2 separate regions of the Homo sapiens genome follow, and region 1 is linked to region 2. Evidence: chromatin loops called from intact Hi-C (ENCODE). Cell type or tissue: testis. All regions are shown on one strand. Each heading gives the region's core, and the rest is flanking DNA. Links, peaks and the distances in the headings are about the cores only. Region 1 overlaps SMIM31 (small integral membrane protein 31). Region 2 overlaps TMEM192 (transmembrane protein 192).

Region 1 (16,485 bases), core at 4,765-12,764, 300 kb after region 2:
ACACAAATCAGTATCTTGTTTTTATTGCTTTTTAAATCTAAAGTTCCATTAATGTCTCAGAACTCAATTTTCCAGTTAAAACATAAAATCAACACATTTTTCTTTCGGGAGTGATAAATTATATACTGAAATAGCATATAGAATACCAAAGATTGCCATTTGAAAATGTTTAAAATTTCTAAAGGAGATATAAAATATAGCACATGTTTTTCAATCTAGCTCAAAAAGTGCTCTTAAAAAATTAGAAGAAAAGGGCCGGGCGTGGTGGCTCACGCCTGTAATCCCAGCACTTTGAGAGGCCGAGGCGGGCGGATCACCTGAGGTCAGGAGTTCGATACCAGCCTCAACATGGAGAAACCCTGTCTCTACTAAAAATACAAAATTAGCCGGGCGTGGTGGTGCATGCCTGTAATCCCAGCTACTCGAGAGGCTGAGGTGGGAGAATTGCTTGAACCAGGGAGGCGGAAGTTGCTGTGAGCCGAGATTGCGCCATTGCACTCCAGTCTGGGCAACCAGAGCGAAACTCCGTCTCAAAAAAAAAAAAAAAAAAAAAAAAAAAAGAAAAATTAGAAGAAAGAAATTTTATAGATTCGGATTGGCCACGAGTAGTTAGTTTATTTGAAATATTTTTCCATCAGTACTACCCCAGGGCATTAAGTTTGGTGATTCTGTTTCCCCTTTTATAAAATGAAAATTCTAATATCTCTCACAGTTTTACCACACAGGACAACAGGACAACAAAGTGCATATATCCCTGTAAATAGTGTTATTGATCAGAAGAATTGGCACTAGCGAGTCTCAAGGGTTAGAGGGAGCAATTATCCTCAGCTCTCTACTTTTCTGAAACGTAATTATTACATAGCATTAAAAACATTCTTCCAAACAGGGACCAGTGGGTTCAATGGATTGCTGACGATATTTATTTTCCAATAAAAGCAAGTTATTGAAAATACATCTGAGAAACATTTCTGCAGTCTTCCTAATATATATTGTGTAAAACTGAGGATGGTGGGGAGAATCTTTGAAAAGTACTGAACCGAAGAGCTGAGTGTAGAACCTAGGCAGGAAATGGTATTATAATTCTGAAAAATTGACGATAATATGTGCCCCAACGTATTAGTACATCTATATATAAGTAGATTGCCAAAGATGTTAAAAGAACAAATACGTGTCTAAATCAGAAAGCGATGCTATGTTCAAAGACTTTCTCTTAAATGGCTGACGTAAAGCACTAAAAAGACTTGAAGAGAACAGGATGAAAAATAGGCCTATATCCTTGGGCACATGAGAGTGTGCATATGTTTATATAAAACACATTTTTTTCAAAGAGGTAGGGATTTGGAGGCCGGGATTAAAAGATCTAGAATTTCCATTATCCAAGTAAAGTGAGTTCTAGTTCATGACATTTGAGATTCAACTGTCATGGAAGAGAGAAGACGGAGAACAGCGGGCCTACTCTGACTGTATCCACTAGTTTTAGCTTTAAAAAAAAAAAGCCCAAATGTTTATTTTTAACTTTGAAAAAAAGAATAGAGAAAAGAAGGAAAAAAAGGAGAGAGAAAAGAAGGAAATAAATTAAAATATAAGAGCAACACTGTGTTTGTCCTCTGGAAACTATGAATTTCTTTTTTTCTTTTTTCTTTTTTTAATTGAACACTTCATGAATTTGCATGTCATCCTTGCACAGGGACAATGCTAATCTTCTCTGTGTCGTTCCAATTTTAGTGCATGTGTTGCCAAAGTGAACACCATTTCTTTCTCTAAACATCTTATAGTAGTTTAAAAAAATCTTGGCACACCATTTAGTATCTCTCCAAATGCTGTCCAGAAAGTAGTAACTAATCCCAATTTACCACAAATGCCAATATCCCATTGTTAAGTAGTTTTAAGAATTATTTAATAAAAACTCGGAGATATAAAAAAGGAGATTGAAAATTATTAACATACAATTCTATCCCTGAGGGTAGGACTTAATGTCACTTCTCTTCCTTAAGTTGCTGTCCTTAAACATTTCTGCGAAGTGTTCTTTAGTTTATGCAAAGAATTACTGGTGCCACCTGTAGCCTCATGGTTCTATTAGCAATTCCAAGAATAAAGTTTGAGCTATGATTCCTATTGGTTTATGTGTGCTTATCTAAGCTCAAACAATTTTTTAATTAAATGTTTTTGCATCCTATACCTACCCATTTATGTTTAAAATGGTCCATCTGGATGAAATCAAGCAGGCTGTAAGCCTTTTGACCCAATGTAAAGTGTCCAAATGTTCAAACAAGGCAGTGACAACGTCCTTTGGGATAAGGGAAAATTTAATCCGGCTTCATTGGCTTGGATCTATACCTATAAAGCCTTGCCACTAGCATTTAGGCATTTAGGCACACAAAAAAGAGGGATTTTAGTAGCTGAAGTGTGAATAAATTTTCTGGATAACTAGTTTCTGACTCAATAATGGTAGAAAAGAGCACTAGAATTCTAGCACAAAATATACATAAAAGCTAAAATATGTTTTCAAAAGTGAGCAAATATTAATCTCTCTTTTTTTTATTTTTGTTATCCATAAATCCTAGGGTTTCTGGCAATAATTCAGATTATCCATAGCAGAATTTTAACTATCCCTAAGGAAATGTAGTTATCATCATTTCTGGAAAGATGTCTTTGATGTACTCTTTCACCTGGAACACAGACTAGGCCCTGGGAACAGCTTTCAGGTAGCTCCTGAATGGCATTTTCAGTAGCTGCTAGGGTAGTTTAAATATAACTTGTTACATAAAACTGGAGCCACAAAGGCTGTAACTGCTGGCTGGTGGGAATTGTTTTACTGAGCAAATAGTATAACAAACATCCATCCTTAGCAAACATCCTTCAACCAAGATTAAGTTCCTGGGAAATTGTGTCACAAAAATAAGTTTTATTATTTTTTTAAAATCTGTGAAGTTGATTTTTCCTTAGGGTTATAATATTTAGATTTAAATTTGATAATGGTTTATTTTACATGCTTTCTTAAAAGTGCTGGAAGTCTTGGTCATTTCCTATAGGAAACCATAGTTTATGTGGTCTTTAGGGACAACCACCATCCCTCATAATATGTGATTTTTACTAGCTACAAATTGAAGTTTGGGATGGGATTTAGGGAGCTCCGAGGATCTGGGCTATTTGTAGCCATGACATTTAATAACCTATTCCAAATGATATTCTACTTCTTCCATTATAAGAAACTGATTCTTAAAAATTCTCAAAAAATAGGTTTCCTTTTGTTAAAGATATATGTATATATGTGTATATATATATATATGTGCATACACACACAAGAAGCTTAAAGATTATGTAAATATATGCATTGCATAGCTGAACACTGAATAAGATTAAGGTTAAAGATATATATATATATATACACACACACACACAATAAGTTTAAAGATTATGTAAATATATGCATTGCATAGCTGAACATTGGATCTGTATCTCAAATTCATTTCAATAACAAAGAAAATATATTTGGTACCTACATAAATAATTCCTTAAATATGGTTACTATTTTATAGTTTCCATACCATTTGATTCTCACAAAAACCTTGATACGTGTTGTTATCTCCATTATATAGAGCAGGAGATTGAATCTTACTAATGTTTGATGATGGACTTTGAACTTTGGAGTTAGTTAATAAAATTTTGAAAAACAAAGTGTAAACAAACAAGCAAAAAAATAGTTAAAGAAACCCATTTTGGAGTGTTTTTAATTGCTCTTGTCATGAAGAAATCATTCTTCTTTTAGTAAATGTTACAAGATTTTTTTTTTATTTTTTATTTATTTATTTTTTTGAGATAGTCTTGCTCTGTCGCCAGGCTGGAGTGCAGTGACATGATCTCTGCTTACCGCAACCTCCGCCTCCTGGGTTCAAGTGATTCTCCTGCCTCAGCCTCCTGAGTAGCTGGGATTACAGGTGCATGCCACCACACCCGGCTAACTTTTTTGTATTTTTAGTAGAGACAAGGTTTTGCCACGTTGCCCAAGCTGGTTTCGAACTCCTGAGCTCAGGCAATCCGCCCGCCTCGGCCTCCCAAAGTGCTGGGATTACAGGCGTGAGCCACCGCGCCCGGCTTTACAAGATTATTTTTACAACTCACGGAATTAAAAAAAAAAACCCAAACAAATAAACAAACAAAACCTTGGGGAGCGGCTGATGATAGCAAAGATCATTTGATTTTGTGTATGGCTACTAATTTCTTCTTTTCCAAACACAGCACTCCAAAAGCATCCTATTTATATAATTAGTCCAATGAGCCCAGCTATGGCACAACTCCTTGAGATGATTCTGTATTGATTCTTGTGATTCTCAGGCTCATAAGTAGGACCCAGGATTCCCAAACCTAGGCCTTTCTTATTTCCATTTCAGCACTGTAGGAAGCAAACTGTTAGTAAGTCTTATTTCTCCCAGCATCTTTGTAGTCCCTTCAACAGGAATCAACAAACCATATTCTTCAATTTACTGGCTTAGTGCTGAATTTCCTTTCATACAAAATTCATTATATACTATCTGATTCTACCTGTTTGTGGTTGTTCTGCCATCTTTTTAGAAAGTTTTCTTATACTCATCAAATGACTTTTTCTGTATTAGGAAAAATACGTTATCCAAAACGTGACATATAATACTATCAAGAACCAACGGCGTCTAGCAGTTACATTTACCCACCACAAATAAAACTCCTGTTTGTTTCAGGGTTCAGTTAGAGAGCTAGCCAAACTGCGGTCATTAGTCTATAATAACTCAAAGGCGAGCAGTCTTGGGAGTCAAGCTTGGAACGTCTTTTGTCCCCTTAATCATATATTTTACATCTCCCTGGGGAGTGGTGAGAAAGTCTTGATGTGCAGTTACCACTCCCACAGTATTAGTCTCAACTCCCAGCTGGGCCCTCGCCCCCAACTTTCTTCATCGTTAGTTGTACTTTTAATTTTTATTTTTAGGGCCACCATTCTTCCAGCCAATGATGTGTAAGCAGGGGAATTTATTATGCTCTGGTGAGGGAAAATAATGCCTGGAATTCTTGTCATTTCCAAGTTACTAAAGCAGTACTTTGAGAGTTAATTTTTAAAATGTTATGTCATGAAGAAAACTGCTTCTTTTTTTCACATTTTCTGAGGTTTTTCTGTATAAGTAGTTACAGGAAAATTCATATAAATGAAGTGAAAATGTCAGTACAGGCAAAAAATTAATTATTTTATTTTAGCAAGATATATCACATATTTTTCTTTTTATGTGTGTATGTATTTATTTTTTCAGAGATGGAGGTGGGGGATGTGGTCTCGCTGTGTTGCTCAGGCTGGTCTCAAACTCCTGGCCTCAAGTAATCCTCCCACCTTAGCCTGCTAAGTAGCTGGGATTACAGGCATGATCCATTACACCCAGTTTATGGATCACATGTTTTTCTAAGAAGCATGAAGAAAACACTGTTTTCTGAAATTTCATTTCCATTTAGAAATGGAATGGAAATTCCTTTTTTTTTTTTTTTTTCTTTTTTTGAGACAGAATCTTGCTCTGGCACCCAGGCTGAAGTGTAGCGGCTCAACAGGGGCTCACTGTAACCTTCGCTTCCTGTGTTCAAGCGAGTCTCCTGCCTCAGCCTCCCGAGAAGCTGGGTTTAGAGGCTCCTGCCACCATGCCTGGCAAATTTTTGTGTTTTTGGTAGAGATGGGGTTTCACCATGTTGGCCAGGCTGGTCTTGAATTCCTGACCTCAAGTGATTCACCCTCCTTAGCCTCCCAAAGTGCTGGGATTACAGGTGTGAGCCACAGCACCCGGCCAGAAATTCCTTTTTTTTTTTTTTTGAGACAGAGTCTTGCTATGTTGCCCAGGCTGGAGTGCAGTGGCCTGATCTCGGCTCACCACAACCTCCACCTCCCGGGTTCAAGCAATTCTCCTGCCTCAGGTTCCGGAGTAGCTGGGACTACAAGCGTGTGCCAACGTGCCTGGCTAATTTTTGTATTTTTAGTAGAGATGGGGTTTCACTGTGTCGGCCAGGCTGGTCTCGAACTCCTGACCTCGTGATCCGCCCACCTCGGCCACCCAACGTGCTGGGATTACATGTGTGAGCCACCACACCTGGCCTGGAAATTCCATTTTTATTTAGAAATTAATTTAAGAGATCCAATAAATTCAGTTTTTTGAAATAATTACTGTAAGTAAACTATTATAAAGTCTTTAAAAACTATCCTGTATGTACAGATATCCAGTTATTCATAGACAGAGAACTTTAGTTAAACCTTGCAGTACTGTTTACATATTTTATCATCATTTCTATATTAATTTATTTGATGTGAAAATTCAGAACTTTGTTATTCAATGCTGAATTAAGTAGCATTCTTTTTAAATTTAGGAATCTCTCCTATGATGTTTATATCACTTAAGAGACAAAGTAGTGTTGGGGCCGGGCGCAGTGGCTCACGAGACCATCCTGGCTAACACGGTGAAAACCCGTCTCTATTAAAAATACAAGAAAATTAGCCGGGCGTGGTGGGGGGCGCCTGTAGTCCCAGCTACTCGGGAGGCTGAGGCAGGAGAATGGCGTGAACCTGGGAAGCGGAGCTTGCAGTGAGCCGAGATCGTACCACTGCACTCCAGCCTGGGCCACAGAGCAAGACTCCGTCTCAAAAAAAAAAAAAAAAAAATAAAAGAAAGAGATAAAGTAGTGTTTTATAGGTTTGTAAAAATTCATTTTTAAAATGTATGTAGGGTAAAATTCACTTTTTTTTTTGTGAGACGGAGTTTCACTCTGGTTGCCCAGGTGGAGTGCAATGGCGCGGTCTCGGCTCACTGCAACCTCTGCCTTCCAGGTTCAAGCGATTCTCCTGCCTCAGCCTCCCCAGCAGCTGGGATTACAGGCAAGTGCCACCACCCCCGACTAATTCTGTATTTTTGGTAGAGATGGGGTTTCTCCATTTTGGTCAGGCTGGTCTCGAACTCCCGACCTCAGGTGATCCACCCGCCTCAACCTCCCAAAGTGCTGGGATTACAGGAGTGAGCCACCATGCCCGGCCCAAAATTCACTTTTTAAGGTAGATAGGCCCATGAGTTTTGATAAATGCACAGACAAATGTATCACGCATCATCAAGATGTGGAACAAGATTCTGGCTTGTGCAATTCCCCGTGCTACTCCTTTGTAGTCAAATCTTCTTCCTGGCCTTAATGCCTGGCAGCCACTGTGCTGTTTTCTGTTTCTGCGGTTTGGCCTTTTCCACAATGTTACATAGGTGGAAGCATCCACTATGTAATCTTATGAAGTTGGCTCTTTTTGCTTGGCACAGTGGGTCTCACCTGGGAAAAACCTTGGCCTCTCCAGGGGACATTTGGCAGTCTCTGGAGACATTATCGGTTGCCACAACGAGGTGGGTTGGGGAAGTGCAACATGGATCTAGTGGGAAGAGGCAAGGAGGCTGCTAAAAGTCCTCCTATGCTTAGGACAGCCCCCTACAACAAAGAATGATCTGGCCTAAAACAATAATGAGGTTGAGAAACACTAACTTAGCAAAACACATTTGAGATTCATTCATATTGTTGCATGTATCAATAGTTTGTTTCTTTTTTATTGCTTAATAATATTCTGGTTTATAAATGTATTAGAGTCTGTTTATTCATTTACCTGCTAAAGGACATTTGGGCTGTTCTCATTTTTTGGCAATTGTGAATAATGGTATAAACATTTGTGTAAATGTTCTTGAGTGAAGGTAAGTACTGGGAGTAGGATTGTTTGGTCCTTTGGTAAGCATATGTTTTATCTTTGTAAGAAATTCCAAACTGCTTTCCAAACTGGCTGTACCATTTTGCGTTCCCACCAGCAACATATGAGAATTCCAGTAGTTCTTCATCTTCAGCAGTACTTGGTATTGTGTGTGTGTGTGTGTGTGTGTGTGTGTGTATGTAAATGTAGTATATGTAGGGCCAGGAATGGTGGCTCACACCTGTAATCCCAGCACTTTGAGAGGTGGAGGTGGGACAATTGCTTGAGGCCAGGAGTTTGCGACCTGCCTGGGCAACATAGCAAGACCCCTGTCTGTACCAAAATTAAAAAATAGCCGGGTGTGGTTGCATGTGCCTCTAGTCCTAGCTACTAGTAGGCAGAAATAAGAGGACTGCTTTAGCCCAGGAGTTTGAGGCTTCAGTGAGCTATGATTGTGCCACTTTACCTAGCCTGGGTGACACAGCAAGTCACTGTCTTTAAGAAAAATAAAAATTAAAAAAAGTAGTATATATATTTAAATTTTAGTCATTCTAATAGATGTGTAGTAGTATCCCATTATGGTTTTAGGTTTGTCTGGTTTTGGCTAATTTTTAGAATTTTAGAATTTAATGCACATTTTCTGAGATTTCAAAAATAGTATTATAAAAACAGTGTTTGATAATACACACAGTTATTAATGCCTTTGTAGGCATTCATTCTGTTCTTCCTCATTGTAGAGCTACTGATCCTTTTACAGCTTCTATTTTAAAATAATCCAGTTTACCAGTATTAGGATTCATTGATCTACAAAGGCCTTCAGGACACACCTGGCCTAGGCCCCTGCCTACTACATGGATTTTGAGAAAAAGAGAAGAAGCTATTCGTTTTTTGTTTGTTTTTTGAGATGGAGTCTCGCTCTGTCACCCAGGCTGGAGTGCAGTGGCGCAATCTCGGCTCACTGCAACCTCCACCTCCCGAGTTCAAGCAGTTCTCCTGCCTCAGCCTCCCGAGTAGCTGGGACTACAGGCATGCGCCACCACGCCTGGCTAATTTTTTGTATTTTTAGTAGAGACGGGGTTTCACCATGTTGGCCAGGCTGGTCTTGATCTCCTGACCTTGTGATCCACCCGCCTTGGCCTCCCAAAGTGCTGGGATTATAGGTGTGAGCCACCGCGCCCGGCCACTATTCCTATTTTTAAATATGATTAAGGGATTATCTGGAAGAGTTGCATGCATTGCTCACAGTTCACTGGGGAAAAAGACAAAGCTTTGGCATTCCCAGTGTTTAGCATGGTGGCTGGTGTGAAATTAGTTTTACACAGGCAGCACCGGGACACAACAGAGCAAAATTATTTTTCTTGGATTCGGGTGTTTGTCAAACATTGCCGTCTACTGGCTGGCTGCTGCAATTACTTCTAAGACATGCCAAAAAACCAGTTTGTTGCCTGTTCTCAAAATTTGCTGTCTCCACCTCTAACAATCCATATTAAATAGATTAATAATCCTTCTTTTAAAGCATAACTTTATTGATTCCTCTATATCCCTAAATATGTGTGTCAGGAACATTGATGCAGAGAGGATATTTTGATTTCATTTAAAACAAGCCTGAAATTTGCCCTGGTAAATAATGAACAGTCTCATTCCATGCAAGTTTGTGGCTTTCAGTTGAGATAAATAGGAAGACCTCAGTCTCACTTATGGCCATGTCTTCTTAATTTTGGACAATTTGGTTTATAAAGGCAGAAGAGTCATTGTATTCAGAGATAACAGAAAAATTGCAAAAAAAAATTGCTGACTTTTCCATGACAAAAATTTGCAGAAAAATAACTTTAAAACTATGTGAAATAATAGAAAGTCTACAGATTGGCCACTAATCTCAGTTTGGTCTTTTGCTAATAGGGGCTTTCCTCACTTTTACGAAGAAGAAGCAGAAGCTTCCAATTCAGGATCCAGACATTTTGGCATTTTTTTCCTAACAATTTAACTGGAAACCTTGGTGCCTGTGGCCTTTGGCACCCGCAGAACTATGTTGTGAAGTATTAGCTCAGCATGCCCAATAGTTTAGCCACACGCTACGGAAATAGCTGCGGTGACCAAAATGTAAACCCACCTCTAATTACTGAAGAATTAGAAATGAACACAGTCTTCATGACATTCTCTAAGACTACAGTGTTTTAGGCATACATACCCGAATGTTGAACTTCTCTGCGACCAAAAGACATTTAATTTATGTTCAATCAAACCTAGTTAATTACAAACACAACTTTAAGGTAGTTAAAGAAACCCTCAGTTGAAAAAGATGTAGCTGATGCGCTGGAGTTTTTTTTTTTTTTCCTGTTTAGTGGATTCCATTCTCAATATTATTTTACATTTTTTCCAGGTTGAGAGGCCATTTTTAATTCACAAAGAGTTTATGGTTATAGTAAACATGGCGGATCATCAGTATCTGTCTATGTTTGTTCAAGGATACCTGAATTTAGATATGAGGGTTAACTTGGCAACTTGCCCATGATCACACAGTTAATTCTGAGTCAGTTCCCATCTTCACACTCACCCCTGTCTTAGGCATGTGGATGGAGAACCTGAGCCATGATCATGCTCACCGAGCTCTTCCTGCCTCTTCCTCTCCTTGGGCACATTGCTTCTGGGAATTTCATTTTCCTTATCTCCAAAGTAGACATAGCATTACTTCCCTGCTTTACAATGTGGTCATAGGGATGAAAGGAGGCTTAAATATGTTAAGTGCTTGGCAGACAGTGAACACTCAAAATATTATTTTTGTGCTATAGATATCGTCAGTTCTTATTTTGCAGACAACCCAAATTGTGTACCAAGGGAATAAATTTTTCATCGAGTCATCACATATAACTCCCTAAATGTGTGCTGGTACTATCAAATCATTTTGTATATTATTAGAGGTGTGTATTAAACTTTTGTTTTGTGCTTAATGTTGATTTTGGAGAAGAATGAGGTGGCATTGCAAAATAAAATTTTTTTTTTTAATCTGTTTACCTGGGTACAAATTTGTAGCTTCCCTACTTGATTTTGCCTCACTACTCTTGAGTGCTGAAAGGTTTATGTTTATTTATTTATTTATTTTTAAATAGAGATGAGGTCTCACTATGTTGCCCAGGCTGATCTCAAACTTCTGGGCTCAAGCCATCCTCCTGCCTTGGCCTCCCAAAGTGCTGGGATCACAGGCGTAAGCCACTGCATGTGGCCAGGTTTATGACTTTGACTCTGGTTTGTGAGGCCAGCTTTGAAAAAACGGTAGGGATCTTCTTAAACAACAAACATGCTTATTGCTGTCTGATTAATATAGAATCACAGCAGTGGCAATTTTTCTTTATGAACCGATATCTTTCTGTGCTGTAGTGCTGTAGGGCCTTTGGCCACATTGACACAGTTGGACAACAGCAATATATGTAATATCTAAATGAATTCTTAACAGACATCAAGTTTTAAAACCTAAGACTTTCTAAAATTATAAAGTCGATTCTAACCTGGACTGGGGATCTGCCAGCCTTGGGCTTACTTTCTCTAAAACTCTGTGCATCATGGACGAAGTCACCAAGACTGTTCACCTGGCAGTTACAGCTATTCTGGAAGGGAGTGTCTGGCATGGGGATGCTGGATAGCTACTGCTTGTCAAGAGGCTGGACACACCTTTGATGAAGGATCATTACCTTCCCAGAACATCCTTATAATTCCCTGATGGGTCACTTACATTTTATCACTTCCTACTGGTCATTACACCAGACAACTTTCAAAGACAGGGCCTAGTGTGCAGGTGGACAGCAATATGATTCAGGCAGGAAAGAGCAGCTACTGCCGCGTCACTATGTGCTACCTCTAGAGATATAAAGAGACTGTTATACTAATCTCTTCTAAACTGATACTGCAGCTTCACAGTGGTGAATTTAAAAACTAAAGAACAACGAAATAGGTGCAAAATGATTCTATATAATTTAAGAAAATACAAGGAAGCAGTGGTCTGGGTAACACAAAAAATGGAAATATACCACGCCATTTATATTTGACTTTGGCATGCAGAATATAATTTCTTCTGCCCTGAGGGCATGCCTATCCTGGTCATGTTTTGTTTGACAGACATTAAAATCTGTTTTCAATTCATGAATATATCAAACCTGAACATTACAGAAAGTTGATCAAATATACATTGAAGACCATCATGAAAAGCCTGTCTACATTGATTTGTGTTATTCTGAATTAATTTGTGCTTCATGTCACTGAGTTTTCAAGAAGGAGGTTTATGAATAGCCCATATATCATCTTTTTGCGTAAATCAGCCTGTGATTCTGCTCATATACAAGTCCATGAGATCCTAATGAGTATTTCTGAGGATTTTAGATTTAGTGTAGCATTATAACAATACCTGCCTCATAGGCCTAATCTTAGGATTAAATTATTAATATAGATAAAGCAACATGAACTATTATTAGGTAAAAAGTGGTAGGAAGAGCTATAGAATGAGTAAGATGATGTATAATGCTCATGAAATGTGAAACTCATATGTTGAGCTTCTCTAAAGAAATAAGCTCTAGGTATTTATTAATTTATCCAGTAATGAGTTACTGAAAACCACCTATTTCCCAAATAGTGTTCTAGGTGCTGGGATGAGCAGTGGTTAAACAGACCAAATCTGCATTATGGAGCTTACATTCTAGATGACATGCAAAGAGTGATTTCTTATTATCTTTAAAACATGCTTTTGTTAGTTTGCTATTTTATTTTCAGCCATTCAAGGAAAGGCTTCACACAGGGATGAAGAATTGTATTTTTATGTGAATAGGAATTACCATCCTGTACTTTCCTACCTGTATTACCTCTCCTCTGAGACTCTAAACTTTAAGGGCAAGACTGGTAATTGGCTAATTTTTCATCTGTGCCCATGCCTCTACAGTGCCTTCTTGCAAACAGCATGTAAAAAAGTATACTTGCTGAATGGTCAACCAAGTCAGGTAACAAATCATGGAACTCTAGTTCATTATTTTATAGTCTATTTTCCTACTCATATAAACATAACCAATAGTACAAGGTGATGAAGATAAGCACCAAATTAGTGAAATATTAAAATGCTCTATGAAAGTTCCACAGAGAGGGAGTTCATTTTGGGTTAGACTGATTAAAGAAGAGAGAAAATGACTTATTTGAAGAATAAGTAAGATTCAAGTAGAGGGGGAGGAGGGGATTATTGGTGGACAGGTGGACATTTTCTACTTGGAACAATAAGAATGCTCAAAAGCCTTGGAAATTTTCATTTTATTCTGCAGGCAATGGCCAATTAGTGAAGGTTTCTGCCTGGGAGATTGACATGTAGTTTAGGTGAATTGCCACCAGCCTTGCAAAAAAGAACAAAACAGAATGCAAAGTATTGGAGTATATCACCTGTAGAGAGGCTGAGTTTATGAAACTTTCCTTTCAGCTGCACACACATGGGTAAATGTGTTGTAGGTGAGGGAGCAGATCTGGAAAAGGGTTTTACTGGAAAAAGTTCCAACATCCCTGAGCTAGAGCCCCTAATGAGATTCTTTTCTAGTGAGCCATTGTCTCTTTTCTCCATGCCAGAAATAGCTGTAATCCTACTAAGCAACTATATTACTTTTTATCCTATCCACACCAGTTTGTCATATATAGGGACCAGACTGTGTTTTGTCAAAGACACACACACAAACGTGTGCGCACAAGTAAGCAGATTGATTTTATTCAAGCTATTACTATAGGGAGAGCACCTCAAATCCAGAGATCAAAGTAGCTTGGCAGGGTAGTTTTACTGCAGAATTTTATAGGGAGGAGTAGAAAAGTTATAGGTAAGATGATTTATAGTTGGGATTGTTTTGCTATCAGGAGAAGTCTCAAATAGCTGTAATGCAAATGTTTAGCTCTATCTATCTGGCTAGTTTCAGAAGGACAAACAGTTCAAATCTCAGCTAAATCATTCATGAGACAAAGAACAAGGAGTTGAAAGGTCTGTGTCTGTTCTTGTCTGCAGCTTCAGGCAAAAGAGGAAAGGTCTGTATTTGTCCAAGGCTCAGGTAAACAAGGGAGTCTTCATGGGTCTTAGGGAAGTCAGGAGAAAGAGTGGACAGTGAGTCTTATCTATGTCATAAGGGGAAAGGTAGTTCTTTTCCTTAAGCCATTTCCTGGAAAATAAGAGTGGGGAGATTTCAGAAAATAAAAGGTTGGTGGAATTTCTGGACTATACCTGCTTTCCAGAAGCACAGAGCTCAGATAAAGTTCGATGTTGTCAGTTTTCTCCTCTTGGCTGGATTTAAAGAAAGAAAAGACCCAAATGTCTGGCCCATTTCCTACAAGTAAGTAGATTTAAGAGCATGCCTCCAGCTAGTTCCTTGGATGATAACTGATGTTGGCTAACACTGTTGAGGATATCATTCTGTAACAGGTAATTTCTTTTTAATCTGAGAATAAATGGTACTGGAATGGATCAACTAAAGTGAATTTACTTGAGCCAGGGCAAAATTTAATATAAAATAGCAAAACAAAAACAAAAAACCACTTTGAATGAAACTTTATATTGAAACTTGAAACTAAAAATAATGAAAATAAAATTATGTTACTCATTTAATAAAATGCAGTTTGTAATTGCAACTCAAAGTTAATTTTAGACAAATAATGGATGAGATGTTGATGTGGGTGGGTTGGGGAGCATCACTTTTCTGACACATTTGCATCATAGCTCCATACAATACTCTCCTTGTTACTTGTGATTTTCATAGCACAATTCTATAGAGGATAACATTAGCAAAAAATATTCAAAGCATCATTAATTTTCTGAGATGTCTTTCACTTCTTTGGCATTCACTTCACACTATTTTGGGGTGCTTATGTACCCATCTCTTCTTTATTGGATAGGTGGTCTAATTCTATTAAGCACTCATTTGTCAGTGGCTTTGCCTGAGGGATTCCAGTGGCCATAACTTTACCTTCCCTTACATCAGATTTTTATCTTTTGTGACATGTGTGATGTCACCTTGCAATTGATTTGTGTGGAATGTATTGTATTGCCAGATATTTAAAACAAAGACATTGACCCAGTGTGTGGATTAAGTGAATACAAGTTGTATTGGTTTTGTAATAAATATTTTTCATGATGATGAACCTTTTTTTTTTTTTTTTTCTTGAGACAGAGTCTCGCTCTGTTGCCCAGGCTGGAGTGCAGTGGCACAATCTCAGCTCACGGCATGCTCCACCTCCCGGGTTCATGCCATTCTCCTGCCTCAGCCTCCCGAGTAGCTGGGACTGCAGGGGCCCGCCACCACGCCTGGCTAATTTTTTGTGTTTTTAGTAGAGACGGGGTTTCACCATGTTATCCAGGATGGTCTCGATCTCCTGACCTTGTGATCCGCCCGCCTCGGCCTCCCAAAGTGCTGGGATTACAGGCGTGAGCCACCGCACCCAGCCAGATGATGAATCTTATTGCTCTATCTAAATTTCTAATCACGAAGACTCCCAAGAAGAAGACTCCACTAACAGTCACCCTTTGGCATTTTATATGATTTATTTTATTTAATTCTCACTTCAACTCTGCAGGGAAGGTACTATTATTATCCCCAAAACATGGATGAGGGAATGGAGGCTGATAAGGTTTGGCTGTGTCCCCATCCACCCAAATCTCATCTTGAATTACAGTGCTCATAATCCCCACGTGTTGTGGGAGGGACAAGGTGGAGGTAATAGAATCATGGGGGCAGTTACCTCCATGCTTTTCACCTGATAGTGAGTGAGTTCTCACAAGATCTGATGGTTTTATAAGGGCCTTTCCCCCAGTTTCGCTCATTCTTCTTCTTCTGGCCACTAAATGAAGAAGGACATGTTTGCTTCCCCTTCCACCACGATTGTAAGTTTCCTGAGGCCTCCCCAGCCATGCTGAACTGTGAGTCAATTAGACCTCTTTCCTTTATAAATTACCCAGTTTTGGGTATGTTCTTATTAGCAGCATGAGAACAGACTAACACAGAGGCTTTGAGAATTTGTATGATTTTTCGAAAGGCAGAATTACCCAATGGCAGAGCCAGGACATGAATCCAGGAGTGACTAATCACAAATTTGTGCTCTGTGCTGAAATAGTATGCCAGCCTCCTTCTCCCTACCAAGTTCACCCATTTTTTCCTACCCTAATTTTTCCTTTTGCCTGGATGTCCTTATCTACTTATTAAAAATTAAGTTGTATCTTGTTATATCTTTTTAGCCAATTTAAGCCCTTTGCAGAAAGAAAGAGAAGTATATATGCTTTTTTTTTTTTTTTTTTTTTTTTTTAAAGCCAAGTGTCTTTTTCAAGGTTATCTGAAGAGAAAGTGTGCTGGTTATGCACACTCCAGATTCTGGAGTCCTATAAGCTGGAGATTAACTTCTGGCTCTCTGTCGTATTAGCTGAGTGATCTATGGTAAAGTTTAAAACTTCAATGTCCGGCCGGGCGCGGTGGCTCACGCCTGTAATCCCAGCACTTTGGGAGGCCGAGGCGGGCGGATCACGAGGTCAGGAGATCGAGACCATCCCGGCTAACACGGTGAAACCCCGTCTCTACTAAAAATACAAAAAATTAGCCGGGCGTGGTGGCGGGCGCCTGTAGTCCCAGCTACACGGGAGGCTGAGGCAGGAGAATGGCGTGAACCCGGGAGGCGGAGCTTGCAGTGAGTCGAGATCGCGCCACTGCACTCCAGCCTGGGCGACAGAGCGAGACTCCGTCTCAAAAAAAAAAATAAAATAAAAATAAAAAAAATAAAACTTCAGT
Region 2 (16,485 bases), core at 3,033-11,032:
CCACTGCACTCCAGCCTGAGCGACAGAGCAAGACTCCGTCTCAAAAAAAAAAAAAAAAAAAGTGTAAATGCCTTGCATGACACACCAGCCACTCCTGATGCATTCTCTGCCTATCTTCCCAACCCACCCCTTGTCCATACACCCTCACACCCATACATACGTGTAGCTTCTCAAGACCATAGCATTTGTTCAGACTCCTCCTGCACCTGAAGCACCCTTCTTTATTCTCCTAGTCTGTGTGATTAATTCCTGGGCTCAAACTCTATCCTCTTTTCCCCTCTCTGATACCTCCTGTTGAGTTAGGCACTGCTTTCCAGGCCAAAAAGCAGCTTGACAACTCCTTGTGCAAGCCTCTTGCACAAGCTTCTATTGAAGGTACTTTCCATACTGTCTTAGAATGTAGGATTATTATCTGTATTTTCCCCTGGACCAGAGGAAGTCATGATTTCTGAATTAGATGGCTGGCTGGTTGCTCAACTTCTCTGGGCTTCACTGCGGGGTAATAGGAGCATCCACTTCATGCAGGTGTTTATGAGAACTGAATGAGGGCATCCATGTAAAACATTTAAACTGTGCCTCATGTGTTCTAAGTGCACAATAAATGTCAGCTATTATTGCTATTTCAATACTAATGTAATCCCTATATTCCCAGGGCTTAGAACAGGCCTGGCACATAGTAGAATTTGAAATACTCAAGGACGTTAATAAGAACGGCAAATTAGCATAATTTGAAAAAATGAAACTAGACTTGTCTTTCAGAATTCGATCTAATAATGACTTTATTATTTTAGTGAAAATCCGGAGATTTAATAAAGCTAAACCAGAGCCTGATATACTTGAAGAAGAAAAAATCTATGCTTACCCCAGCAATATTACCTCGGAGACTGGATTCAGGTAAGATTTAGGTGAGAATAAAATAATTGAGTTTTTTCCCCTAGAAAGCTAGAAACCATTCTGATGCTTGGAATTTATGATTGTGTATTTGTACTTTTACATTTGTTTGATTTGTTTATTTCCTTTCAGCTGTGGTGAAATCAAGTCTAAATCAGGATGTGTAAATGTATTAAATAGGCCATATATTTGATGCAAAAAATTAACCACTTAGCCAACCTATTTAACCTCTCAAGAGCTTTTGACATCATTAACTGGTTACTCCCTCCTTGAAGCACCTTTTTTTATAGGTGTCTTTTTTTTTTTTTTTTTTTTGAGATGGAGTTTTGCTCTTGTTGCCCAGGCTGGAGTGCAGTGGCATGATCTTGGCTCACCGTAGTCTCCACCTCCCAGTTTCAAGCGATTCTCCTGCCTCAGCCTCCCAGTAGCTGGGATTACAGGCATGCACCACCACGCTTGGCTAATTTTGTATTTTTAGTAGAGATGGGGTTTCTCCATGTTGGTCAGGCTGGTCTTGAACTCCTGACCTCAGGTGATCCGCCCGCCTCAGCCTCCCAAAGTGCTGGGATCACAGGCGTGAGCCACCTCGCCCGGCCTGTTATTTTCTTTTTAAGGGATAGAGTCTCTCTGTATTGCCCAGGCTGGCCTCAAACTCCTGGGCTCAAGCAATCCTCCCATTTCAGCCTCCCAAACAGCCAGCCCGGTCTGCCCACCCTTGTTTCTATCCAGTCTCTCCCTAAGTGACTTCCATGGTAATTAAAATATCATTCATATCTGTTGGAGATCTTGGGGCTAAAGTAGATGTAAAAAACTATACATGCCCAGCTAATTTTTGTATTTTTAGTAGCGACAAGGTTTCACCATGTTGGCCAGGCTGGTCTCAAACTCCTGACCTCAAGTGATCCATCCACCTCGGCCTCCCAAAGTGCTGGGATTACAGGCATGATTACACCACTCCTGGCCATGTCTGTGGTTCTTCTCATCCTGCTTTTGGATCTATATAATCTGGGACACGAGTTATTCCTTAACATCATCTGAAGTGGATAGCAACAGACATAAGAATATAGTCAGTATATATAAAGAAAGTGTGGGCCAGGTGGGGCAGCTCACGCCTGTAATCCCAGCACTTTCGGAGGCCGAGGTGGGTAGATCACCTGAGGTCAGGAGTTCAAGACCAGCCTGGCCAACATGATGAAACCCCATCTCTACTAAAAATACAAAAACTAGCCAGGCACAGTGGCGCATACCTGTAATCCCAGCTACTTGAGAGGCTGAGGCAGGAGAATCGCTTGAACCCGGGAGACAGAGGTTGCAGTGAGCCAAGATGGCGCCACTGTACTCCAGCCTGGGCAACAGAGCGAGACTCCATCTCAAACAAAAAAAAGAAAGTGTATTACTTAGGGGCTTAAGAAATGGACTCAGTGCCATTACTGATGTACTAGTTAAAAAAAGAAAAAGAAAAAAACATGACTGGGCGCGGTGGCTCATGCCTGTAATCCTAGCACTTTTAAGAGGCTGAGGTGGGCAGATCACGAGGTCAGGAGTTTGAGTCCAGCCTGACCAATATGGTGAAACCCCATCTCTACTAAATATACAAAAATTAGCTGGGCAAAGTGATGCACACCTGTAGTCCCAGCTACTCAGGAGGCTGAGGCAGGAGAATCGCTTGAACCTGTGAGGCGGAGGTTGCAGTGAGCTAAGATTGCGCCACTGCACTCCAGCCTGGATAACAGAGCAAGACTCTGTCTCGAAACAAAACAACAACAACAAAAAACTTTATAGATAAAGGAAAGAGATACTTTTAAAAACAGTTGTTGAAATAAATATAGTTTAATGTATTGGCTTTTAGTAAGGCCAATTTTTGAATTAGTGTCATTTTTAAATTAGCTTTTATAAACTGAACTGTTGTTAGGCACAGGTGTGAAGTGACAACACAGGTGTGACAGTGTTGAATCAGGATGCACATTGCTTTTTATTATAGTGTGGAATATAAATACTTAATGAATAAAAAGAAAAAAGAACAAAAAACAAAAACAAACACTTAATGAGCAGCAAGTCCAAGGTTGTTCTTCTTGGGATCGTTATCTCTGTCCCACAGTGTAAACTGATGATATCTTGATAGTTCTAGAATCCTTTACCCTCGGTTTCTTGAAGCCTGGATTATACTGTCTATAATTCTCAATACGTACAGAACTATGAAAACGGAGGTGTCTTTAGTGAAATAGATTCTTTCCCCTAGAAAATACAACTTTTTTTTGTCACTTTTCACTTACCATGATCTGCCTTCTTATTTTGTTTACTCTTTTTCTTCATTCTAACCTAAATAGAGGAATAACTTTAGTATCAATTGTTGATTATCTCTTTGTTGACTTTTGGGCTTATTAAATTCAGAGACTGTTCTTCCTGACCTTGACCCTTTTCATATTTCATCTTGTTCCCCCTGAGCACTGAAGAGTTTACCTAATATTGCTCTCTTATGACTTAATGGAAAGCTTTTTAAAATGTATTCCCTTCACCTCATGGGGTTAACTTTGGGGCAATGAAATTCAGTTTATGCCGGACGTGGTGGCTCACGCCTGTAATCCCAGTACTTTGTGAGGCCGAGGCGGGTGCATCACCTGAGGTCAGAAGTTCAGACCAGCCTGGTCAGCATGGTGAAACCCTGTCTCTACTGAGTATACAAAAATTAGCCGGGCGTGGTGGTGCGCACCTGTAATCCCAGCTACTCAGGAGGCTGAGGCAGGAGAATCGCTTGGACCCGGGAGGCAGAGGTTGCAGTGAGCCGAGATCACGCCATTGCACTCCAGCCTGGGCAACGAGAGTGAAACTTTGTTCCAAAAAAAAAAAAATTCAGTTTATATTCCTCTTTTACTTTTAAAATTTGTATGGAATGCTTCTTTGAAAATGCATCTCAGTTTGAAAATTTGAATCAACTTCCAATGAAAGAAGGTAAATCTAGCCACACGTTTATCCCTTCACCCTCCCCAGATCCTTCCAAAAGGATAGTGAAGGATTAAAAAAGACCAACCTACCCACACTAGCAGAAAAACTGGAGGAGAAAGGGACCATCGATGGTTGAGTGATTTCTGAAAATGTGTGGGCTACAGAATACAGATGAAGGAGCGGTAGACAATACCACAGGGCAGAGAGGCTACATTTAGAGGACACGGGGAGAAATAAAGCCAAGGAGGCAGCCACTCTTTTTGTGTAGCCCCAGAGAGACTTGGAACTCAGAAATGAACAGGATGCCCAGGAGTGGAACATAGGGCAGGGAACAGGGATGTTAATTGAAAGTCTACTGTATATAGACGATGTCCAGGTCTGGGTGTGGTGGCTTAGGCCTGTATTCCCAGCACGTTGGGAGGCTGAGGCGGGTGGATCACTTGAGGTCAGGAGTTTAAGACCAGCCTGGTCAACGTGCTGAAACCCCATCTCTACTAAAAATATAAAAATTAGCTGGGTGTGGTGGTGCACGCCTGTAGTCCCAGCTACTCGGGAGGGTGAGGCAGGAGAATCGCGGGAACCCTGGAGGCGGAGGTTGCTGTGAGCCGAGATCATGCCACTGCACTCCAGCCTGGGCAATGGAGTGAGACTCTGTGTTGAAAAAAAAAAAAAAAAAGAAGATGGTCAGTCATGGTGGCTCACGCCTGTAATCCCAGCACTATAGGAGGCCAAGGAGGGTGGATCACTTGAGGTCAGCAGTTTGAGACCAGCCTGGTCAACATGGTGAAACCCCGTCTCTACTAAAAATACAAAAATTAGCCGGGCATGGTGGTACATGCCTGTAATCCTAGAGGCTGAGGCAGAAGAATAGCTTGAACCGGGGAGGCAGAGGTTGCAGTGAGCCGAGATTGCGCCATTGCACTCCAGCCTGGGCCACAGAGCAAGACTCGGTCTCTGCCGGACACGGTGGCTCACGCCTGTAATCCCAGCACTTTGGGAGGCCGAGGCGGGTGGATCATGGGGTCAGGATATCGAGACCATCCTGGCTAATATGGTGAAACCCCATCTCTACTGAAAAATACAAAAAAAAAAAAATTAGCCGGGCGTGATGATGGGCGCTTATAGTCCCAGCTACTCAGGAGGCTGAGGCAGGAGAATGGCATGAACCCATGAGGCGGAGTTTGCAGTGAGCTGAGATCGCACCACTGTGCTCCAGCCTGGGCAACAGAGCAAGTTTCCGTCTCAAAAAAAAAAAAATAGAGACTCGGTCTCAAAAAAAAAAAAGTCAGTATATACAAGAGTTGACTCTACTCAGAGCATATCCCTTCTCAGTTCCATCAAGATAACTTGAAAACCTTTATATAAAGAGTATTTTTTCAGTGAATAGCCCAGCTCAGAAAAAAAAAAAAAGAGTGGGAGGTTCCTAGGTGGTTTATACATATTAAGTGCTAAATGTTTGTTGTTGTGTTAACCTCTGAAGACCAGAGAGTTTAGGTAACTTATTAAGTTCACACAGTCTGTGGGTGACAAAGTCAGGATTAGAATTCAGATAGTCTTTTTCCGAATATACTTATAAATAATAGCATATTCAAAGTTTTTTTCATGTTATGCTTATAAATAATGTGGTTATTGGCTGGGCGCGGTGGCTCACACCTGTAATCCCAGCACTTTGGGAAGCTGAGGCGGGCAGATCACCTGAGGTCAGGAGTTTGAAACCAGCCTGGCCAACATGGTAAAACCCTGTCTCTACTAAAAATACAAAAATTAGCTGGGCATGGTGGCAGGCGCCTGTAATCTCAGCTACTTGGGAGGCTGAGGCAGGAGAATCGCTTAAACCCAGGAGGTGCAGGTTGCAGTGAGCAGAGATCATGCCACTGCACTCCAGCCTGGGCAACAGAGCTAGACTCTGTCTCAAAAAATAATAATAATAGTAATGTGGTTACATAGCCCATTCCTGTAACCACATTATTTATAAGCATAACTATTTATTTCTAAGAATAAATCTTTTTTGTTCACATGGGACCATTCCCATGTGATATTTTTCATGCTGAATTTCTCACTTACCATCCCTTGAAATAGTTCCCTTTTAGCACATATAGAATATCTGAGTAAAACACATCCAATAACATTTTATTTCTTGAATAGGCAATTTTTAGTCAACATTAAAATTCATCTGGCATATTATTGTCATTATCATTATCATCATCACTATTCCTAGTACTAATATCTTAAATTAGTGGAAGGAAATTAAAAACACTTTATAGCTATTACTTCTGAGCAGTGAGACCGAAGTGGGTTGGGGCAGTAGTGTAGGAAGGAGTTAGATTTTTTTTGTTTGTTTTATATACTTATATAATATTTTTATTTGTGTCAGGTGCAAAAAGATACATTTTTGTGGTATGGGAGAAAAAAGGAGAAATGCAAAAATAAACAAATGCCATACATTTAAAAAATTGTTTCCCATGGTCAGAGTAGTCTATTTTAATCGTCATCTGATTATTGAATGAATTTTGCCTTTATTTATCTTTAAACGCCATTTAAGTTGATTACTTATACTCAATTATCTTACTCTAACAAATTAGGATCCTTCTTAAATAAAGCAATGATGGCCTTTTTTAAAACATAGAGGTGTGAAAGTTTATAGCATTTTAAATTTATTTCAAGAGTAGAAGTTACTAAAATGATTTATGAAAATAATCTTATTTGGCAATATTACCCTGGCTTCTGACATCTAAGAAAAGGTGGCAAATACAATATGCTTTACTAAAAACTAGTAGGTACTCATTTGCAAAGACACTAATGAGTATTGGTGAATATGTGTAACCCATTTATATCTTGATTACTTGCAGAACTATTTCAAGCCTAGAAGAAATTGTTGAAAAGCAAGGAGACACCATTGAATACCTGAAGCGACACAATGCGCTGCTGAGTAAGCGATTGTTGGCTCTCACTTCCTCAGACCTGGGCTGTCAGCCAAGTAGAACGTGAGAGGCTCACGGTCATGACAGCAATTGCAGAGGAACCCAGAGTAATTGAGACTGACTGACCACCTGACAAGCTGCCACGGGGAACTGCAGCTTTTGCTGAATAGCATTTTACAGTGTTTGTTGGAAACCTGAATTTGGTTCTGACTTCTGTGGCTGTTTAAAATATAGGGCTTGTGGGTCACTTGAAAAGTACCTGTAGAAGCCCGGATAACTTGAGGGGAATGTCTGTTTGTACTTTTGGAAATTATTTAACTGCTTGGTTTATCCTAGGATCAGAGGCTAAACAACTCCATAGTCAACACTTTTCCACCTGACATTAGAACCCTGTAATGATTTCATTATGGATAGGGGAAGTCTAACAAGACAATCGATTTTAAACAGGGTTTTAATCAAATAAGTTCTTCCCACTTTTAAGCTGATGAAAGAAGTCATTATTTCTTGTGAATATTTTTTCCTGGAGAGCCTTATCATGTATTTTATATGCTTATGTGGTGTTGGATGACATCATGGACCATATAGCTTTTATAGAGAATTTTTCTCACCATAGGACTGAGGTCTCACCAGGTGATCTACTATGCAAATTCCTACAGTTTTCTATTCTTAAGAAATAAGGGCTGGGCACGGCGGATCATGAGGTCAGGAAATTGAGACCATCCTGGCTAACACGGTGAAACCCTGTCTCTACTAAAAATACAAAAAAAATTAGCCGAGCATGGTGGCGGGCACCTGTAGTCCCAGCCACCTGGGAGGCTGAGGCAGGAGAATGGTGTGGACCCAGGAGGCGGAGCTTGCAGTGAGCCGAGATCACGCCACTGCACTCCAGCCTGGGCGACAGAGCGAGACTCCGTCTCAAAAAAACAAAAAAGAAAAAGAAAAGAAATAAGATATGATGATTGATTACTTGGACCAGTGTTAGACCGACCTGTGTTAGACGAACCTGTGTTGCCTATTATATTGGCAGCACCTTCCATTAGCAATAGCTGAAAAATTCAGAGAAGAATTTAGAACTTTCACTTTATTTTTGCCATTCTTCAAGAAGTTGCTGTATATTTCAGTCTGGTTATACCTTCAATTGATCAATAACTTCAATTATAGGAAAGGCATCTTCTATAATTTTAAATTACTGTAAAAAAAAGATACCTTTTAAAGCCTTGGATTATACTTAAAAATTGTAATGGAAGAAATGCATATTAAGTTATATGCAGATATTAAACATATCTGATTCTGAAGATAAAACTGAAGTATTTTTCAGAGCAAATGGCATTATTTCTCCATTTTTCCTAGTATGCCCCTTTAATTTGTCAGTTTGCTGTTAGCACTGTTATATGCTGCCTTAGAAAGACTTTTGGTTGAAGGCTGAATATGAGGGGAGGGGATATTTATGACTGTGTTAATCTTTTTTGATCATTAGCTGAATATTCAATATTTGATATGTAACCATATAGGGATGTGTTCGATATAACTATATAGGCAAGGGATATATTGATTTGGCCACATCTATTTGACTTATGGAGGGCAAATACCTGTTTCTTTTAGATACAGCCATTGCCGGGGCATTCTAAAAGTTTTCTACTAAGATAAAGATGATTGTGTATGGCTGGGAGCAGTTGCTCATGCCTGTAATCTTAGTACTTTGGGAGGCTGAGGCAGGAGGATCACTCAAGGCCAGGAGTTTGAGACCAGCCTGGGCAACAATGAGACACTGTCTCTCAAAAAAAAAAAAAAAAGATCGTGTGTCACCTGCACACAACATTCACAAACTAAAGCCAAATTGTATTTTTAAAATTTCCTTTCTCCCTTCCGTTTTTTTTTGTTTTTTGGGGGTTTTTTTTTTTGTTGTTGTTTTTGAGACAGAGTCTCACCCTGTCGCCCAGGCTGGAGTGCAATGGCGCCTTTCTTTCTTTCTTTTTTTTTCAGACGGAGTCTCGCTCTGTTGCCCAGGCTGGAGCGCAGTAGCATGATCTCGGCTCACTGCAACCTCCGCCTCCCGGGATTAAGAAATTCTCCTACCTCAGCCTGCTGAGTAGCTGGGATTACAGGCACATGCCACCATGCCTGGCTAATTTTTGTATTTTTAGTACAGGCGGGGTTTCACCATGCTGGCCAGGCTGGTCTCAAACTCCTGACCTTTTGATCCGCCCTCCTTGGCCTCCCAAAGTGTTGGGATTACAGGCATGAGCCACTGTGCCCGGCCTTCCTTTCTTTTTAATAAGTGTATGTATCTCAAAGCCATTGCCTTCTCTAGAAATCTGTTTCTCTGTTCTGGAAGAGCCTATAAACTTTGCCTTCAGTTGTTTTTCTTTTCAAAAGGGAACACCAGTGGTAGATGATTAACTCTTATTTATTTTTAAAATTTAATTTGGATCTATAGTCAGTATCTGAGATTTATAGGATGAACTTTGGTTTACAAGGAACAGTGTAGTTAAAAAGTTAGGGTGCCTATGTTCTTATGTAATCATCAACATGTTTGTTGTATAATCATCAACATTTTTCTGAATGCAATGATGAACATTTCAAACAATAAATGAAAATGAAACTAAGTATCAGAAGTAGCAAAACAGCTGATGCAGTGGCTTACGCCTGTAATCCCAGCACTTCGGGAGGCTGAGGCAGGTGGATCACCTGAGGTTAGGAGCTCAAGACCAGCCTGGCCAACATAGTAAAACCCCATCTTTACTAAAAATACAAAATAAGCCAGGCATGGTGGCACGCATCTGTAATCCCAGCTACTCAGGAGGCTGAGGCAGGAGAATCGCTTGAACACAGGAGGCAGAGGTTGCAGTGAGCTGAAATTGCACCACTGCATTCCAGCTTGGGCAACAGAGCTAGACTCGATCTCAAAAAAAAAAGAAGTAACAAAACAGAAAAATGAACAAAACAATTTAAATGTTAAACATTCTATTCACCAGGCTGGTAATTGTGCTAGCACTGAGGATACAAAAATTAAAGACTCTGGTTGGCAGCTTACATTCTAAAGAGAGCGAGGAATAGATTTCCAGACTCTGTGCTAAGTGCAGTAATGACAGTAGGCCCAACATGCTGTAGGAGCTCCACGTCAGGGGGTACCCTGGGGGCAGGAGGGTAGAGGGTTTTAAGAATGTCAGACAGAACAATGAGTAAAGTAGGAAGGCAAATAGCTACAAAATATCACAAGCACTGTGTATAGCTGGAACCAAAAGTGTGAGGCAGGACCTGGGTGGAGAGGTAGACAGGGTCAGAGCTTGGAGGGCCTTGATACTATGCTGGAAGACTGCACTTTATCTTGTTGATAATGGGATCCTCTGAAGCATTTCAAGCAAGGAAGTGACAATGTCAGTTTTAGTTTCAGCAGGATCAGATGGTAGTTCAATATGGAGGAAATATGTGTGGCAGAAAGATATGGCCCTGAACTAGGGCAGGTATAGTAAACCTTTTATTATAAGTATGTATGTGTATAGGTATATAGATAGATATAGGTATATATGTATGTATATGTATTCCAAATGACAACAGTATCATGACTTATTATAAAGTTAAAAGCTCATTTTTTAAAAAATGGCAATATGGAAAAATATAAAGCAAAACAATTATTTGAAATCTCACTACCAAGGGATTATACCAATGTACACTTTTTTTGTTTTGTTTTTTTTTTTAGTCTCATCTGTCTCCCAGGCTGGAGTGCAGTGGTGTGATCTGGGCTCACTGCAACCTCCTTCTACCGGGTTCAAGCAATTCTCCTGCCTCAGCCTCCCAAGTAGCTAGTACTACAGATGCATGCCACTATTTTTTAGTACAAAAATATTAAAAATTTGGGTCGGGTGTGGTAGCTTACGCCTGTAATACCAGCACTTTGGGAGGCCAAGGTGGGTGGATCACAAGGTCAGGAGTTAGAGACCAGCCTGGCCAAGATGGTGAAACCCCATCTCTACTAAGAATACAAATATCAGCCAGGTGTGGTGCAGGGTGCCTGTAATCCCAGCTACTCTGGAGGCTAAGGCAGGAGAATTGCTTGAACCCAGCAGGTGGAGGTTGCAGTGAGGCAAGATCACGCCACTGTACTCTAGCCTGGGCCACAGAGCAGGCTCCATCTCAAAAAAAAAAAAAAATACTAAAAATTTTGTATTTCGGCTGGGCACGGTGGCTCACACCTGTAATCTCAGCACTTTGGGAGGCCGAGGCGGACAGATCACGAGGTCAGCAGATCGAGGCCATCCTGGCCAGCATGGTGAAACCCTATCTCTACAAAAAATACAAAAATATTAGCAACATTAGCTGGGTGTGGTGGTGCGCGCCTGTAATCCCAGCTACTCAGGAGGCTGAGGCAGGAGAATTGCTTGAGCCTGGGAGGCAGAGATTGCAGTGAACCAAGATGGTGCCACTGCACTCCAGCCTGGCGACAGAGCAGAGCGAGACTCCATCACAAAAAAAAAAAAAGAAAGAAAAGAAAAAAAATTGTATTTCTAGTAGAGACGGGGATTCACCATGTTGGCCAGGCTGATCTTGAATTCCTTACCTCAGGTGATCCACCTGCTTTGGCCTCCCAAAATGCTGGGATTATAGGCATGAGCCAGCTCACCTGGTCTCCATACCCTTACCAATAGTGGGTGTTACCTTATTTAAGTCTTGACCCATCTGATGAGTGTGTCATTGTTTCAAATTGTATTTCTTTGGATACTAATGAAGTGTTAAACATTTTTTCCAAATTATATGGTCTTTTATAAATCTTTTATGACATGTATATTCAAGTCCTTTGCTTATTATTGTCCCAGGATATTCTTTTTCTTAACAACTAGAATCTTCTGGTTGGGCGTGGTGGCTCCCGCCTGTAATCCCAGCACTTTGGGAGGCCAAGGCAGGCAGATCACTTGAGGTCAGGAGTTCGAGACCAGCCTGACCAACATGGAGAAACCCCATTTCTACTAAAAATACAAAATTAAGGCTGGGCGCAGTGGCTCACACCGGTAATTCCAGCACTTTGGGAGGCCGAGGCAGGCGGATCATGAGGTCAGGAGTTCGAGACCAGCCTGACCAACATGGAGAAACCCCGTCTCTACTAAAAATACAAAATAGCCAGGTGCAGTGAAGTGCACCTGTAATCCCAGCTACTCAGGAGGCTGAGGCAGGAGAATTGCTTGAACCCGGGAGGTGGAGGTTGCAGTGAGCCGAGATCGCACCACTGCACTCCAGCCTGGGTGACAGAGCGAGACTCTGTCTCAATAAATAAATAAATAAATAAATAAATCTTGAATACAAAACTCACATCTGGTAAACTCTTGAGTTCTTGAAGAATCAAACTTTGAATATGTGACAATCACAAATTTGAGATCTCAAAACATTCTCTAGGTTTCCTAAGGAAAATTGTTTCATTCGCAAACCAGGGAAGCCTATCTCTAATTCTTCTCCCTTCCTCTCTATCCAGTCTCACCTTTCACTCTACTACTCTACTGAAACTGTTCTTGGCAAGGTCACCAATAGCTTCCTTCCACATTGCTTAAATTGGAGATGAATGCATACGTCTCCTCTTTTAACTTATCAGCAACACTTGGCTCAGTTGATTGAGGGGGGGTCTGCCCCTCCACACCTGTGGGTATTTCTCGTCAGGTGGGACGAGAGACTGAGAAAAGAAATAAGACACAGAGACAAAGTATAAAGAAAGAACAGTGGGCCCAGGGGACCAGCACACCCAGCATGCGAGGACCTGCACCGGCGCCGGTCTCTTGAGTTCTGTTAGTATTTATTGATCATTATTTTTAATATCTTGACGAGGGGAGTGTAGCGGGGCAACAGGTGGGGAGAAGGTCAGCAGGGAAACGTGAGCAAAGGAATCTGTATCATGAATAAGTTCAAGGAAAGGTACTGTGTCCGGATGTGCATGTAGGCTAGATTTACGTTTCTCTTTACACAAACATTTCAGTGTAGCAAAGAGTAACAGAGCAGTATTGCTGCCAGCATATCTCGCCTCCAGCCACAGGGCAGTTTTCTCCTATCTCAGAATAGAACGAATGGGAATGGTCAGCTTTACACCGAGACATTCCATTCCCAGGGACGAGCAGGAGACAGAAGCCTTCCTCTTATCTCAACTGCAAAGAGGCCTCCCTCTTTCACTACTCCTCCTCAGCACAGACCCTTTACAGGTGTCGGGCTGGGGGATGGTAAGGCCTTTCCTTTCCCACGAGGCCGTATCTCAGGCTGTCTCAGTGGGAGGAAACCTTGGACAATACCCAGGCTTTCTTGGGCAGAGGTCCCTGCGGCTTTCCGCAGTGCATTGTGTCCCTGGTTAATCGAGAATGGAGAAAGGCGATGACTTTTACCAAGCATACCACCTGCAAACATATTGTTAACAAGGCACATCCTGCACAGCCCTAAATCCATTAAACTGATCCAATACAGCACATGTTTCTGTGAGCACAGGGTTGGGGCTAAAGTTATAGGTTAACAGCATCTCAAAGCAGAAACAATTTTTCTTAGTACAGATCAAAATGGAGTTTCTTATGTCTTCTTTTTCTACATAGACACAGTAACAATCTGATCTCTCTCTTTTCCCCACAGTTGATCACTTCCTCCTTGACTCTTTATTTCAGCTTGGCTTCCAGGACACTACATTCTCCTCATTTTCTTCTACTTCACTAGCTTCTTCTTTTGTCTGCTTTGCAAGTTGCTTTTTGTTGGTATTCTCCAGGGCTCAACCCCTGGGCCTCTTGGCTTCTCCATCAGCGTTCACTCTCTTGGTGGTCTCACACAATCTCATGACTTTGATAGAATTTATGAGCTGATAATTTCCAAATGTGAATCTTCAGCCAGGCCTTCCTCCCTGAACTCCAGACTTATGTGTCCAACTGCCCCTTCTAGATCACTACTTGGGTATATAAAAAAACACCTCAAACAGAACATGTCCCCAGCTGAGCTATCTGCCACAGTCTCTTCCACCCCTGTAATGGCAGCTCCTCTTTCTCTCAAACCCTATAGACAGTTAATCAGCAAATCCTGCTGGCTTTTCCTTTAAAACATACCCAGAGTCCAACCAATTCTTGGCACCCCCAATGCTACTTCCCCAGCCACTATAATCTTCACCTGGACTATTATAATAGTCTTTCGGTTTTTTGGTTTTGTTTTTTTTTTTTGGGGGAGGGAGTCTCGCTCTGTTGCCCAGGCTGGAGTGCAGTGGCGCGATCTGGGCTCACTGCAACCTCCGCCTCCCAGGTTCAAGTGATTCTCTTGCTTCAGCCTCCTGAGTAGCTGGGATTACCGGCACATACCACCACACCCAGCTAATTTTTTTATATTTTTAGTAGAAAGGGGGTTTCACCATGTTAGCCAGGCTGGTCTTGAACTCCGGACCTCAGGTCATCCACCCGCCTTGGCCTCCCAAAGTGCTGCAATTACAGGCATGAGTCACTGTGCCTGGCCCTATTATAATAGTGTTTTTCTTTTTCTTTTTCTTTCTTTCTTTTTTCTTGAGATGGAGTCTCACTCGTGTCGCACAGGCTGGAGTGCAGTGGCGCAGTCTCGGCTCACTACAACCTCCGCTGCCCAGGTTCAAGCAATTCTCCTTCCTCAGCCTCCTGAGTAGCTGGGATTATAGGTGTGCTTTTTTTATTTTTAGTAGAGACGAGGTTTCACCATGCTGACTAGGCTGGTCTGGAACTCCTGACCTCATGATCCTCCCTCCTTGGCCTCCCAAAGTACTGGGATTACAGGCATGAGCCACCACACCTGGCCTATAAGAGTCTTTTAAGTGATCTTTCTGCTTCTCACTACCTCTCCACCCTGACCCCCCAGCCCCATGCACACACACAAAAAGCAGCCAACAATATCCTTCTAAAACACTACTCTGATGGTTCCCTTTTTCATTCAGTAAAAGCCAAAGCCTGGACAGTGGCCTTCAGGGACCTAGAAAATCTCCACTTCCCACCCCACCCCACCTCCTCTCTCCTACTCTTCCTTTGTGTACCCTGCGTCGGTCACACTGTGGCTTTTGGATTGCTAAGCACATTCTTACCTGAGGACCTTTGCGGTTGCTGTTCCCTCTGCCTGGAAGGATCAACTCCCATATATCTTTTTCAAGTCTTTGTTCAAATGTCACTTGTGGCCAGGTGTGGTGGCTAACCCCTGTAATCCCAGCACTTTGGGAGGCTGAGGTGGGTGGATCACTTGAGGTCAGGAGTTGGGAGACCGGCCTGGCCAACACGATGAAACCCTGTCTCTACTGAAAATACAAAAATTAGCCAGGCGTGGTGGCACGTGTCTGTAATCCCAGCTATTCAGGAGGCTGAGGCAGGAGAATCACTTGAACCTGGGAGGTGGAGGTTGCAGTGAGCCAAGATCGCACAGCTGTACTCCAGCCTGGGTGACAAGAGTGAGAATCCGTCCCCCCCCCAAAAAAAAAAAATCCTCCCACTTCAGTCAGCCTCCTGAGTAGCTGGGATTATAGATGTGCACCACACCACCACACGTAACTTTTATTATAGTATATTGCTATAATTATTCTATTTTGTTATTAATGTTGTTACTCTCTGTGCCTAATTTATAAATTTAACTTTATTGTAGTTATGTGTGGATAGGAAAAAATATAGTGTTCGTAGGGTTTAGTACTATCTGTGGCTCCAGGCATCACCTGAGGTCTTGCAATGATTCCCCTGCAGACCTGTGGCTCCAGGCATCACCTGAGGTCTTGTAATGTTTCCCCTGTAGATAAGGGGAAAATACTGCATGTAACTTACTTGTTTACTTTGTCTGTGTCTCCTGATAGAATGTAAGCTCTATCTTTTGCTTACTACTGTGTCCTTCATACATAGAACAGTGTCTGGCACAAAGTAGGCACTCAATATACGTTGATGAATTAATGTCACTAACTTCAGTGATTTCACTACTGGAATTGTAGTAGAAAAACTATGCTCACACATGCTCAAAGCCTGTTCCTGTAATCCAGCTGTAACCTGGGCTCTGTTTTCACTTTCTGTTTATGATGTCCTGAACTGAGAGATTATTTTTTTAAGGTCTTGTTTAAAAGTTTATGTCTAGGATACACTAAAAAATAACAACATATCAGAAATAAAAGAGATAAGACTGCTAGTTTTTATAATCACTGCTATTTACTATTGTCCAAAAGTGCCCATCAATACAGTTGGATAAAGGAGCAGGATTAATTTGTGCATGGGATGGTTATATATTAATATCTAGAAAATTTAAGAATTAACCATTAGACATCTAGAGAATTTAAGAAAAACCATTAGAAAGCAAGGGTGGCAGACTGTAAAACATGAAGATAACAATTTTCTTACATACCAAAAAGAACCAGTTTAAAATACAATTGGAAAGGTACCATTGCCGATTGCATATAAACATATATTCAGGAATATTTGTTAACCTTTTAGAGCTCTGCTCCTACTAATCCAGTCCCATATTAATAAATATTTAAGACATTTCTGTTATTATATAGGAACTAGATGTTCAGATAGAAATTTCAAATTGGGGCGGGGCATGGTGGCTCACGTCTGTAATCCCAGCAATTTGGGAGGCCACTGCTGGAGAATCTCTTGAGCCTAGGAGTTGGAGACCAGCCTCCTGTTGAAAAGACCCTCTCTCTGTTGAAAAAAAAAATTTTTTTTTTTTGAGACGGAGTCTCACTCTGTCGCCCAGGCTGGAGTACGGTGGCGCAAACTCTGCTTACTGTAATCTCTGCCTC

What was found. Peaks named below come from ENCODE experiments on the same cell type or tissue, not always from the same donor. Only the 100,000 strongest peaks of a DNase experiment are listed, where the experiment ranks them.
Region 1: it touches region 2 in a loop (5-fold over the local background); 50 of 110 quality-filtered maps call a loop at or near these places.

The regions. Positions count from the first base shown.
Region 1 is chr4:164,772,554-164,789,038 of GRCh38, reverse strand. All of the region lies in intron 2 of SMIM31 (small integral membrane protein 31), which reads right to left. It also overlaps the pseudogene RNU6-668P. Among named protein-coding and RNA genes, the nearest start is that of SMIM31, 27 kb to the right of the region's middle. In testis, for the core only: a CTCF peak has its summit at 9,116 (motif pointing left); a DNase peak (open chromatin) is centred at 9,078.
Region 2 is chr4:165,069,995-165,086,479 of GRCh38, reverse strand. It overlaps TMEM192 (transmembrane protein 192), which reads left to right. Exons shown (of 6, transcript NM_001100389.2): 5 at 792-894; 6 at 6,684-15,872. The coding sequence ends at 6,822. Among named protein-coding and RNA genes, the nearest start is that of TRIM75, 24 kb to the right of the region's middle. In testis, for the core only: no CTCF peak of the experiment used is centred there; a DNase peak (open chromatin) is centred at 6,809.